Regions from separate parts of the Homo sapiens genome. Here region 1 is linked to region 2. Evidence: chromatin contacts called from ENCODE Hi-C or POLR2A ChIA-PET data. All regions are on one chromosome and are shown on one strand. Each heading gives the region's core, a stretch centred on a gene start or an enhancer-like site at or near the end of the contact. The rest is flanking DNA. Distances are from core to core; before and after follow the strand shown.

Region 1 (6,565 bases), core at 3,548-6,047, 82 kb before region 2:
GCTGGAGATCTAGGTTTTCAGAAATCAAAGCTTACATTTTTTTTCCTACAAATCCATCCACCCAGCCCATCCCACCCACCTTTCCACATCTCCACCTATTCACCCATCCATCCATTCATCCATACCTTCATTCATGCATTCATCTATCATCCACCCATCCTTGTATCCACTCATGCATCTATCTGCCCATCCACCCACCCTTCCACCCACCTTTCCATCCATCCTTCCATCCATCCATCCACCCGCCCATCCATTCATCCACCCACCCTTCCACTCACCTTTCCATCCATCCATCCACCAGCCCATCCACCCACACACCCATCCTTCTATCCACCTTTCCATCCGTCCATCCATCCATCCATCCGTCCATCCATCCATCCATCCACCCATCCATCCACACTTCCATCCACCCACACATCTACCCATCCATCCATCCATCCATCCACTCATCCATGCATCCATTCATGCATCCATCTATCATCCACCCATCCTTGTATCCACTTACGCATCCATCTACCCATCCACCCACCCTTCCACCCGCCTTTCCATCCATCCGTCCACCTACCCATCCACCCATCCATCCACCCACTCTCCCACCAATTCAACCACCCATCTACCCATCCATCCATTTTTATCTGTCCACCAACCCATCCACCCTTTCACGCACCTTTCCATCCATCCATCCACCCATCCATCTACCCACCCATTCACTCACCCATCCATCCATCCACCCACTCACCCACTCTTCTACCCACCCTTCCACCCATTCATCCATCCATCCATTCATCTATCCACCCATCCACCTACCCTTACACCCACCTTTCCACTCATCCATCCACCCACCCATCCACTCACCTACCCATTCATCCACCCACACATCCACCCACGCATCCACCCATCCATTCATCTATGCATCTCTTCATCCACCCATCCACACTCCCATTCAGTCACCCACCCATCTGCCCATTCATCCATCCATTCACTATTTATTGAGTGCCTTCTATGTGCCTGGCACCGTGCCAGGAATTCACTGGTGAACATGATCCATTAGAAATCTGCCCTTGTCGGCTGGGTGCAGTGGCTCACTCCTGTAATCCCAGCACCTTGGGAGGCCAAGATGGGCCGATCACAAGGTCAGGAGATCGAGACCATCCTGGCCAACACGGTGAAACCCCGTCTCTATTAAAAAAAAAATACAAAAAATTAGCCGGGCATGGTGGCGGGCACCTGTAGTCCCAGTTACTCGGGAGGCTGTGGCAGGAGAATGGCGTGAACCCGGGAGGCAAAGCTTGCAGTGAGCCGAGATCGTGCCACTGCACTCCAGCCTGGGCGACAGAGTGAGAGACTGTCTCGAAAAAAAAAAAAAAAGAAGAAGAAATCTGCCCTTGTCGAGTTTACATTCTGGAGGGGTGTTCAGACAATAAGTAAACAAAGCAATAAATATTACAATTGCTTTTTGGGTAGGTATATTAAGCCATTGCCCAGGGGGTGCAATTTGAGCACCTTTTCTGGATAGGGCAGTTACAGGCACATGTTATCTTCTAATTTAATTCTCATTACTACCTAATGAGGTTGTTACTATTAATATTCATGTTTCACAAAGAGGCAAGCAGACTCAGAGTAGTGAGGTAACGTGCCTAAGGTCACACAGCTGGCAAGCATCAGAGCTGCGATTGAAACCCAAATGTAGCCACTGATCATGGTGGAGCATCAGGAGGAGAAATTACTGTATTCAGGGCCTTCTGCCTCTTTTGTTCTGGGCCTTGTACCAATGTTGGGGCCATTGACACACAGGGGTCTCACCCACACAATCACACTCCTTGCACCTGCTCTTGGTCTGATGACTCAGATATTCAGGAAGTGGGATAAACTTTAACCCAGCTCATCCTTGCTGGGCCCCAAGACAGCCATGCCTTCTGCTGGGCTCACATCTCTGCCACTTGTTCAGGCCTTCCATCAGCAGGGCAGCCACAGAGTTTCAGAAAAGATCTTCTGGATGTAAACAGAAAAAGCACCTGCGGGTAAAGGGATGGGCGGCCACCTCTGGGCTCATAAGAGCACCAAAGAGTCTGGACTCAGGTGTCCACACTGCCATAGATTTGCTGTGTGACCCTGGGCAAGTCACCACCTCCCTTTTGATCTTTGTTCCCTTTCTGTGCTGCCTGCTGGTAGGGCTTGTGCCTGCTACAGTCACTCATCCAGATGTTTCTGAGAACCTACCATGTGCCAGGTTTTGTGACAGCCCCCAAGGAGCAACTAAGCACAGAATTATAGTTCCAAGAGACAAGCCACAAGGTGCTATGAGAATGTAAAATGGGTTGGCCTGATCTGGATTAAAGGCTACAAAGGACTTGCTGGGGGAGTGACATTTCCCCTGAGACTTAAAGGAGGATTAGAAGATAACTAGGTGCAAATATGGAAAAGGGATTCTTGGCCAGAGGAACCGCATCTGCAAAGGCCCCAATATGGGAAAGAGTTTGCTGAGTCAAGGACCCGGGAAGTCACCCACATCGCTGGCACCCAGAGTGAGAGGCATACAGTGCAGGACAAGCACAGGGAGGTCAGGGGCTGGGTTTTGCAGGGTCTTGGAGACAGCAGTGGGATTTGGGACCCCGAGCAGAGGGAGGTGGGGAGCGAGTAAGCTCCAGGGAGCCCAGATATGCATGAACTAGGCTGCGTAGACCCACTTTTTGGGCTGGGGGCTGCACAGAGGGCAGTCAGGTGGGACACTGGAGCTTCAGAAACAGACTTAACCTACTTCATAATATTGCCAGGACTAGATTGTGTAAGACAGCATGGGTTAGTGGATAGGAGGATGTGGGTCAATAGCTTTAGGTAGACCCTGGAAATTTACCCTATGGGAGGGCAGGGCTCAGAGCTTTGTGTGAGCAGCTATGTAATTTGTTTATCCCTTTGGTTTGAGCATCCTCTTGGCCAGGGGTCCTAATCTTCAGTTAGAGCTCTGTCAATTGCAAGTAGCAGAGAACCTGGCCTGAGAAAAGGGAATTCATTGGCTCCTGTGTTTGAACAGCCCAAGGGCAGACCTTCAGGTATGGCTTGATCCAGGGTCTTCACTGATATCACCAAGATCCTGTTTCTCCACTTCTCAACATGACTTCCTTGGATATGACAACATGTGCAGATCCCTCAACAAAAATGGCATTGACAGCTCTGCATTCCATCTTCATCCCTCCAAGAGCCTCAGAAAAGAATCCGCAGGCTCTTCTTAGGACTTTAGGCCATGCACAGACTCTGATTGACCCATACTTAGACTAGTTAGTGGCCAGAGAGACAGAATGTGCTGGCTGGCTTAGTTTAGGTCCTATGTTCCATTACTCATATCCAGGGTGGAGATGGCTTCCTTGAAAGCATAGAGAATGAATGTGAGTGAGGGGGTTTCCCACTCTAGCAATACTGGGGCATTGTTGCCACATAAAAGGGAGAGGTAATAAGCTGGATGAGAAGAGCCACATATGTCTATCATAGGGAGGGGCCCATGATCCCCCGGGGGTGAGAGCATTCTGGGGCCTACCTGGGGAGTGGAAAACGTTGTCTCAGCATTGCTAGGCTTTGAGATAAGGGTCAGGGCTAGGAGTCAGTCAGGAAGACAAAGTGAAGAGTCAAGGAGAGGTGTGGTCACTAGAAAGCAGAGACCTGGAGGAAGTGGTGGAGGTCAGGGAAGACTCACAGCATGTATGGAGTTCTGAGTGTACAGATGTGATATGAAGAGCTTTGCATGTCACAGGGAGGTGTGCCCACACTGATCCAGGATGGGATGGGGATGCTCACCTTCAGTCCCACTTTCCCACTCTAAGTATCTGGGGAGTTTCTCTCCATGACCTGCCAGTGTATAGAGGTCTCCTATGGTTTCAAACATTGGAGAGTGGAAGTCTGAGAAGATGAGTAGAAGGGCCTGGGTCTCCCTCTGTGTAGGCTGTGGGCTGCCATTGGCCTTTGTTGCAGATGGATCAAAGTTCCATGAGTACAGAGAGAAAGAGAAACAGGATCCTGTTGACATTTGAGCCCCTGGATCAAGCCATGCCTGAAGGTTGTCCACCTACTGGGCAGGCAATATAAAATTATCTCTGGGTACCCAGGTGCTTCCCTCCTGGCTGTCCAGCCCTCCACTTATGAACCTGGCACTTTCTGGGCAGCAGCCACACTCCTGGACCTCTTTTCAGTCTGAGAACCCACTTTCCCCATCCCTTCCTTCCCAGACCCTTGTACTCTTAAGGCGACCCTATGTCCTGGTTTCCCTGGACTGTTTTAATGTCTATTGTCCTTGTGTAATTCTTCATAGTGCCTCTTTCATTCTCAAAGTATCTTGCTTTGGATAATAAATAACAGTCACTTCACACATCCCTCCATTCTGACGTTCCTGCTCACTTCCTTTCTCACTGCAGACCTTACAGGCCTGAGAGCTGTTAAAACTTGAATCAAAATTATTAGCAACAACAACAAAATCCAGTCTCTCTCTACCAATGCAGGAGAGACTTAGCCTTTGACAATACCTCTCTGAGGTTTGTTTACATCCAGTCCTGGCAAAAGGCCCTTTCTGCAACGATATGTGACAGGTGAAATGATTCCTTCTGAAGGAGAAAAAAAAAAAAAAAGAATTCTCACATCAAAACAGCTTCAGTCCTGAGGGTTTCCCTGCCTCCACCCACTCCATGTTCCTGTTCCCATTCATTCTTACAATAAACCCCTTGTTTTAAGGTAGCTTGTCTGAGTCTCTTTTTCCTGCAACAAAAAGAGGTGTACCTAAAATAGGCCAGGGCCTGGGCCAATGGCCAAATTTAGATGAAAAACTGGGTCAGGCAGGAGAGGGAGCAGCAGGCTGGGAACTTTTGAGTATTGGGGCTAGACAGCTCCTGCTGATGGGGCACTTCCTCTGTGCCAGCCCATTAATTTATTAAGTAGTAAAATTAATCTTATTTAATTTTCTTACTGTCCTTTGAGGTAGGGACTGTTATCTACAGTTGATAGAGAAGAATACTAAGGCTCAGAGAGTCAGGATTTGGGTATCCTATCCCAGTCCTCTCCATCCAAGATCTGCAGGTTGGGGCACCAGGGCAGACTTCCAGAACACAAAAGGGTAGTGGGAATCTTGGCCATCTGGCATGGAGACGCTCAGCCTGCATGGCCCAAGCTGGAACTCTTCTGCACAAACAGGTCTGTAGCTTTCTTCATCATTTTTAAGTGAATTTGAGGAGTGTGGAACAGCCAGAGATCATTGTTTTAGCTCAAATGAATTTAAGCAAGATACGGAAAATGTAGTTAGATCCAGGTTCTCATGTGCTATTGACCCATGTGGCTGGCACTCAGTTCTCTCTCCATCTCTCTTTCATGTGTTACTCCCTCTACTAGGTATAAAGAATGGTCACAGGCAGTCCCAAGCTTCATCCTTACAGCTTGTAATCCATAAGGTCTAACTATCTGTCTGTCTGTCTGTCTGTCTATCTATCTATCTATCTATCTATCTAACTATCTATCTATCTATCGCTCTTCCTCTCTCTCAGCTTCCACATAGAAATCCAACTAAGGATTTGGATTGGCTCTGCTTGGGTCACATGTTCACCTCAGGACCAATCACTGAGCCCAAGAGGACACTGACATGGGTGCTAGGATTGGCTCAGCCTGGTCACAGGCCCTCCGCTGTGGTGAGGAGGGCAGACAACAGTGATTAACAGCCTCTGGGGAGTGAGGGAGGCATGGTTTCATCAAGGAAGGGACGCTAGTGGTCAAAATCAATACATCCACCATGCTTCAAAAGATATGTAGCAGGGATACCTAGTTTAAAAGTTTTTAATGTGTATTTCATTTTGCTTTCCTGAGTACAGATTTTTATCTCTACCACGCTAGGCATCCATTAGTCTGGGTGAGATTAGAATTTATTACAGAAAATGCAAAGAGAAAGACAAGTGATGTTAAGCTTTAGACATCAAAATTAGATTATGTACCAGACGATAGCCTTAAGGAAGAATTCTACAGGTTCCTTATCTTTGAGCTTATGAATAATTGTGCCAAACATCTTAGAACATAGAGTTTGTCTGTGGATTGCAGGGTCTGTCCCATCTGCCTAAAACCGTTGGGTACCCCTGATAAAGAGAGGACATGATGGAGGTCAGGAGATCGAGACCATCCTGGCTAACGGTGAAACCCCGTCTCTACTAAAAATACAAAAAATTAGCCAGGCGTGGTGGCAGGTGCCTGTCGTCCCAGCTACTCGGGAGGCTGAGGCAGGAGAATGGCGTGAACCCAGGAGGCGGAGCTTGCAGGGAGCCGAGATGGCGCCACTGCACTCCAGCCTGGGCTGCAGAGCGAGACTCCGCCTCACAAAAAAAAAAAAGAGAGAGAGAACGTGATGTAGTGGAAGTAGAAGAAATGTCTGCCTGTTTTCTGACTTCTCCAATGATATTTCTCTATAACATGCATCAATGGTTATTATTTCTGTTTAAACGTGTTTTTAAATGTGTTTAAAACAAATAGGGGAAGATATTAGAACACATAACTTGGACACTGATGGTTAATTTTATGTGTCAGCATTGTGGGGAGAAGTGGGAGC
Region 2 (6,210 bases), core at 2,774-5,273:
CGGTGAGGAGGGCGCGCGGGCGGCGCCGGCCGGTCCTCACCTGCCCGCGCCCGTAGGAAGCCAGGAGCCGAGCCCGCGCTGGGCCCGTGTGGCCCGGGCCGGGCACCAAGTTGGGACTTGGGGCCCGGAGGCGGGCCTGGCCCGGGAAGCCGGTTCGCGACTCTGTTTCCAGCGGCCGCGCGGCCGGCCCGCGTGCTCCGAGGACCGGCTGAGGTTGCAGCGAGAAAGTTCTGAGCCCGGGTGCGGGGCTGCCTGGCCGGTGGCGCTGCCCCTGTGAGCCGTGGCTGTGGGTTTCCAAGCGGACTGACACATGCCAGGTGCCGGGGCGACCCGAATGCCCCTTGTGGCCGCCGGGGTCCCAGATGGTGTCCCTCCCCGGGTCGGCTGCCCGGAGGGGGGCGGGGGGGGTGGTGACATGGTCCCAGAGCGCGGGACAGTAGGGGAGGCAGGTTCGTGCCTCAGTTGTACTCTCCAGTGGGGAGAGAGTAAGGCCGGGCAACTTTGTCTCCAACTTTTGGTGTTTCCCAAGGGGTGGAGTTGAGGTCAGGAGGACTCAGGACACTTAAGCAGTTTGTGAAACGCTACACATGTTCTTTTAATTTGGAGATGGCCATGTGGTTTTTGAAGCAAGCCTCTTGCTGCCTAAATCATTCTCTTCGGATGTGCGTGTTTTGCTTTTCTGGAGTATGGCCAGCCAAGTGGCACGGCCCGCAAGTGCCTGTGCACGCCTGGGCTCCTGTTCTGTTTGTGGCAGTTTAGCTGGGAGGATCTTGGGCCCCTTTGTCTGTGCCTCCTTAAGGCAAACAGCTGTCTCCTTGAATATTTCCAGTGTGGATGGTGCAGGGGGGTGGCCGTGTAGTCTGTTCCCCTGGGCTGCAGCCTCTCTTCTGGAGGTGTAGGGGGCAGCGGGGAACAGGAGGAGCTTGGCCTTTGTTTCAAGTCCTCCTACCTCTGACCCAAACCTAGAGATTCTGTGGACAGTTTCACCCCAAATTTGCCTCTCTCAGGAGCGTGTTTACATTTTGGGGCCTTGTCGGGAGCTAGCAAAACAAGGTGAAGACAAAACAGCGACAGTATCTGGGGAGTACAGGCCAGCACCGTTCCTTTTTCCGGAAATGCGTGGGTCAAGGAGGCAAAAGGGGTTTTGAGGAAGCTGTTTGTTTTAAAGGGGGAGTTTCTAGGCTGACCACGTTTGCCTTTCACCTCATTGCAGTTTGGGTTTTGTGCACGTTTTAGGTGATGTTGCTGGAATCAAATGTCTGTCGTTCATGTGGTTGGAGCCCCTAAGGAGAAAGAACTACAGCTGTGGAGTTCAGTTGTATGTGAGGCAAAAATAGAGTTGATTATTTTAACATTAGGCAGCAAGGCCTGGGAGCCCCAGCAAATGTGGTGATCCAGTCCTAAAATAAAAGGAAAAGGAGGAACGGTTTTGATGTTATGTCCCTGATTTTCTGTGTGAGATACATGCCTCGGACTTCAGCGAAGCCAGTAAGTGGGCAGCTAATTATTTTTCCTGATTGCTTCCTGTTGCAATTGGAAGCTGTGAACCCACGGAAATGGCTTTGTTCTAGTGGTCCCAGTGCTGAGAACCTCCCCAGCTTCCAAGCCCTAGGCCTCTCTCCTCGGGGCCCAAGTGCTTATTCCAGGACCCGCCTGTCTAGGCACCCCCTTTCACCCTGGAGTTTCCTCCTGTAGATGCCCAAGGCCAAGGCCAGCAGGGCTGAGTGGGGTTAACTAAGGGCTGTGTGGGGCACCCTGAGAGAGTCCCCTCTAAAGCAGGGCCCCTTGGCGTTGAACTTCCCTTGTTCAGTTCCAAGAAATTCCCGGGTGAACCCGAGCCAACATTTGTTCAGCACTTTTCTGGGGAGATCCACCTCGTGCTTCCTGTCGTTTTTGGAATCCGTTTAATTTCAGCGGCACTGTGTCACTGCTCAGGCATTTAGTAGAACTCACACACAGAGATGGGGGGTGAAGGTGCAGGCAGGTGAGGCCTCCGAGTTGCTTTCTCCCTTGCAGCAACGGGTTGCAGGGCTGATAGGGGGTTTTGGGGTCAGACCCACCTGGATTTACATGCTCAGTAGCTGTTTGACTTTGGGCACCATACCTAGTTTCTGTCATCTTGCCTCGCTCCTCTCCCAGGCCTTGGGAAGCCCTTAGTGCCCTGTGTGAGACCTTTAGCCCCATCCCTGGCCCAGGCTGGGGACTGGCAGCGGCAGTGCTGCAGTGGCAGTTGTATGTAGGAGTCCTTGATCTTTCTGGCCCTGGCCGGTCTAGAGGCTGTTATTACAATAGTCTGTGTGACCTTGGACATCCAGTCCACTGACCACCTCACTCACTCACTGCTGCAGCCCTGGGGGGCAGGAGTAGTTAGCACTGTGGACAGAGCCCCTGTGTCCAGAGTCTGATCCCAGCCTGGCCGCTTGCTGTGCTGGGAAGCTTGAGAAGCTGACGCTACCTTTGTGTGCCTCAGTTTTCTCAGCTGTAAAATGGGGATAAGAATCCTTCCTACCATGAATTCAGTGAGTGAACGTGCACCTGGCCCAGTGTAATGCTGTTGCTGTTTCGCTTTGGTGTCTGCTACTGTGTGAAGTGCTGGGGTTGAATGTGATAGAATGGCAAATAAGGCCCCTCCGCTGTAGGCAGGGCTTCCCGTGTAGAGGGGAGGAAGGGAAACAAGCTGTGCAGCTATGCAGAGATGGGCCCAGGGGTGCTCCTTCACCCTCGGGGCGTCCTGTGAGAGGTCCTTAGAGGCCAGATCATGCTGTGGAGTCTCACTGTGATCCAGAAGGCAGTGGAAGCTACTGGAAGGCTTTAGGCAGGACTGATAGGAAATGAAAGCTGAAGCCAGACCTTTCCTAGGTGAAAAGTGTCAAGTTGATCTTTTTTTTTTAATTGAGGTGAAACTTACATGATATAAAATTAAAGTATACAAGGCAGGCATTTAGTACATCCACAGTGCTTACAACCATCACTTCTATGAAGTTAGAAGAGATTTCCATCACCCCAAAGTAAAACCCATACCCATTGCACAGTGACTTCTCGTTCCCTCTCCCCCGACCCCCTGATGAGCACCAGTCTGCTTTCTGCCTCTATGGCTCTGCCTGTTCTGTGCATTTTGTATGAAGGGAATCATACAATACATCGTTGTTTTTTGTGGCTGACTTCCTTGGTTACTGTAATGTTTTCAGGGGTCATCCAAGTAGTCCCAGGTATGGGTGTTTCAGCCTTTTTTTTTTTTTTTTTTTTGAGATGGAGTCTTGCTCTGTTGCCCAGGCTGGAGTGCAGTGGCACAATCTCGGCTCACTGCAACTTCTGCCTCCTGGATTTAAGTGATTCTCCTGCCTCTGCCTCCCAAATAGCTTGGATTACTAATGGGTGCTCGCCACCACACCCAGCAAATTTTTGTATTTTTAGTAGAGACGGGGTTTCACCATGTTGGCAAGGCTGGTCTTGAACTCCTGACGTCAAGTGAGCTGGCAGCCTCGGCCTCCCAAAGTGCTGGGATTACAGGCGTGAGCCACCATGCCCGTCCTATTTCAACCCTTTTTGTGGCTGAATAATATTCCATTGTGTGGAGGGACCACATTATATTTGTCAGTTCATCCACTGATTGGATTGATATTGGTTGGTTGTGTCTCCCAGCCAGCATGAACAGGGCTCATGCGTCCTGGTGGAGGTGGCTGGTGGGAGGATCTGGCCTGAGACTCTCCTGCTGAGTGAGGTTCAGGAATGAGCCAGGTGATGAGAATGAGCTGGGTAGTCAGTGTTGGCCTCTGAGAGGAGGGGCCTGGGCCCTGAGAGGAGCCCTGGGAGGGCAGGGTGAGGGCCAAGTTCAGGTTACAGAAGCTGTGAGACAGCCGGACATTTGTGGTTTGAGGCCTTGGAGACAATGCGCTCTCCAAACAGGGAGTCTGTTGGGGAGGCCCTGGCAGGAGCTGGGGCTGCATCCAGCCCCTTGGCTTGGTGGCCTCGTTCACTTATTTGTTCAGGAAGCAGCAGGGTCTGGGCTCCATGCCAGGCCACCCTGGAAGGCTGTCCTGGGGCAGCGCAACCCAAGCATGAAGGGCGGAGGCGGCTGTGGCTTGCTACGAGCTGGCGCCAGGGACCCACTGGCTGGCTCCAGCTGCTCTCTGCATTCTCTTCAGCTCTGGAGAGCTGTGTGCCGGCCCTCAGCCTGAGTTTCCTCATCTGCAAAATTGGGACGATGGTGTCCACCTTGCCGGTGCTGGTGGGGTCCCAAGAGCTGTTGTCTGGGGTAAGGGAGCTGGGGGCCAAAAGCTCATGCCCTGGGGCCCCAGCTGTCCTTTGAAGAGTACCCTGAGGGTGTGACTGAGAGCCAGTCCCCAGCACCCTTGTCCAGATGGGGACCAGGAGGTGGGTGAAGGTATTTGTGGTCTGAGCTCTGTGCTGGTTGCCCCCGAGGGGGCCTAGAGCCCTGCGTTAAGAGCAGAGCCCAGCCGGGCACGGTGGTTCACGCCTGTAATCCCAGCACTTTGGGAGGCCGAGGCAGGCAGATCACAAGGTCAGGAGATCGAGACCTTCCTGGCTAACACGGTGAAACCCCATCTCTACTAAAAATACAAAAAACTAGCCGGGCGTGGAGGCAGGCACCTGTAGTCCCAACTACTCGGGAGGTTGAGGCAGGAGAATGGTGTGAACCCGGGAGGCGGAGCTTGCAGTGAGCCGAGATTGGGCCACTGCACTCCAGACTCGGGGACAGAGTGAGACTCCGTCTCCAAAAAAAAAAAAAAAAAAAGCAGAGCCGGATGCTGGCCCTATCCCTTCTTGCCCCACCTGGTTAAATGGGGGCTGCCTTCCTGGGTTGGGAGTTGGGGGGGACTTGTGCCCCTAAGCCATGCAGAGACATGTGCAGACGGGCCGCTCTTACACATGCGGGTGGCCATCCATGGTCCCTGCCCATTTCCAAGGCCCTTGTAGTGGTCCCTGTGCTCCAGGTCCAGTCTCTGGTTTCCAGTTTGTCATGGTTTGCCTGTCGCCTTGTAGGGGGCAGTTGACGCTTTGCTGGCCTGGCTCATGGTGTGCCAGAGCCTGTGGCTGCTGCGCAACTGTGCCTCTTGCTCTCACAGTGGCAGGAGCCTCATATTCTGATTGAGCCTGATGGGCTGGAGGATCCTTCACAGGGTCACTGTTCTCTGTCCCTCGTGCTTGGGATCTCCTGCCGTGGACCCCCTGGGAGGTTGTCTTGCGGGTGGGGAGATTGTGCTTTCTGGGTATTTTCTTTTTTTTTTTTTGAGACGGAGTCTGGCTCTGTTGCCCAGGCTAGAGTGCAGTGGTGCGATCTCAGCTCACTGCAAGCTCCACCTCCTGAGTTCACACCGTTCCTCTGCCTCAGCCTCCTGAGTAGCTGGGACTACAGGCACCCGCCACCAAGCTTGGCTAATTTTTTGTATTTGTTTTTTTAGTAGAGACGAGGTTTCACCTTGTTAGCCAGGATGGTCTCCATCTCCTGACCTTGTCATCTGCCTGCCTCGGCCTCCCAAAGTGCTGGGATTACAGGCGTGAGCCACCGTGCCTGGTCGCTTTCTGGGTATTTTCTTATTTGCTCTATTGAAGTGTATTTAATTTAATATGTATATTTAAAACATCTGTTTTTAGTTTGCCTTATTGTAATATTTTTTGGAGATTTAAATTTTTTTTTTTTGAGACGGAGTCTCACTCTGTCCCCCAGACTGCAGTGCAGTGGTGCGATCTCGGCTCACTGCAAGCTCCGCTTCCCGGGTTCATGCCATTCTCCTGCCTCAGCCTCCCGAGTAGCTGGGACTACAGGCACCTGCCACCACGCCCGGCTAATTTTTTGTATTTTTTTAAGTAGAGACGGGGTTTCACCATGTTAGCCAAGATGGTCTCAATCTCCTGACTTCGTGATCCGCCCGCCTCGGCCTCCCAAAGTGCTGGGATTACAGGCAGGAGCCATCGCGCCCAGCCAAGATTTAATTTTTTTTTTTTTTTGAGTCTTGCTCTGTTGCCCAGTCTGGAGTGCAGTGATACAATCACTGCTCACTGCAGCGTCTACCTCCTGGGCTGAAGCAATCCTCTCACCTCAGCCCGCAAGTAGTTGAGACCACAGGTGTGTACCACCACGGCCAGCTAATTTTATTTATTTTTTGTAGAGACAGGGTTTCACTATGTTGCCCAGGCTGGTCTTGAACTCCTGGGCTCAAGTGATCCACCCACCTCAGCCTCCCCAAG

What was found. A loop is a pair of places that touch in the nucleus more often than their neighbours do. ChIA-PET counts read pairs that join two places held with the same protein, here RNA polymerase II (POLR2A). Pooled maps may share reads with other maps.
Region 1: a loop to region 2 is called in a map with no recorded cell type, with 8 times the contacts of the local background. The contact joins two enhancer-like sites. A Hi-C loop is called at or near these places in 6 of 37 single-sample maps with no recorded cell type and 4 of 50 pooled maps. POLR2A ChIA-PET finds 5 or more read pairs at or near these places in 1 of 52 experiments (GM12878).

Annotation. Positions count from the first base shown.
Region 1 is chr22:25,481,608-25,488,172 of GRCh38, reverse strand. No RefSeq gene overlaps it. Among named protein-coding and RNA genes, the nearest start is that of MIR6817, 29 kb to the right of the region's middle. RefSeq lists an enhancer at 1,707-1,756. Within about 2 kb of position 4,797, at least 2 of the 41 ENCODE cell types and tissues checked have a DNase peak (open chromatin) inside an H3K27ac peak, as active enhancers do.
Region 2 is chr22:25,398,809-25,405,018 of GRCh38, reverse strand. It overlaps the pseudogene LRP5L. Among named protein-coding and RNA genes, the nearest start is that of MIR6817, 54 kb to the left of the region's middle. RefSeq lists silencers at 1-91, 643-937 and enhancers at 2,313-2,512, 3,763-3,942, 4,053-4,152, 4,313-4,372, 6,098-6,210. Within about 2 kb of position 4,023, at least 23 of the 41 ENCODE cell types and tissues checked have a DNase peak (open chromatin) inside an H3K27ac peak, as active enhancers do.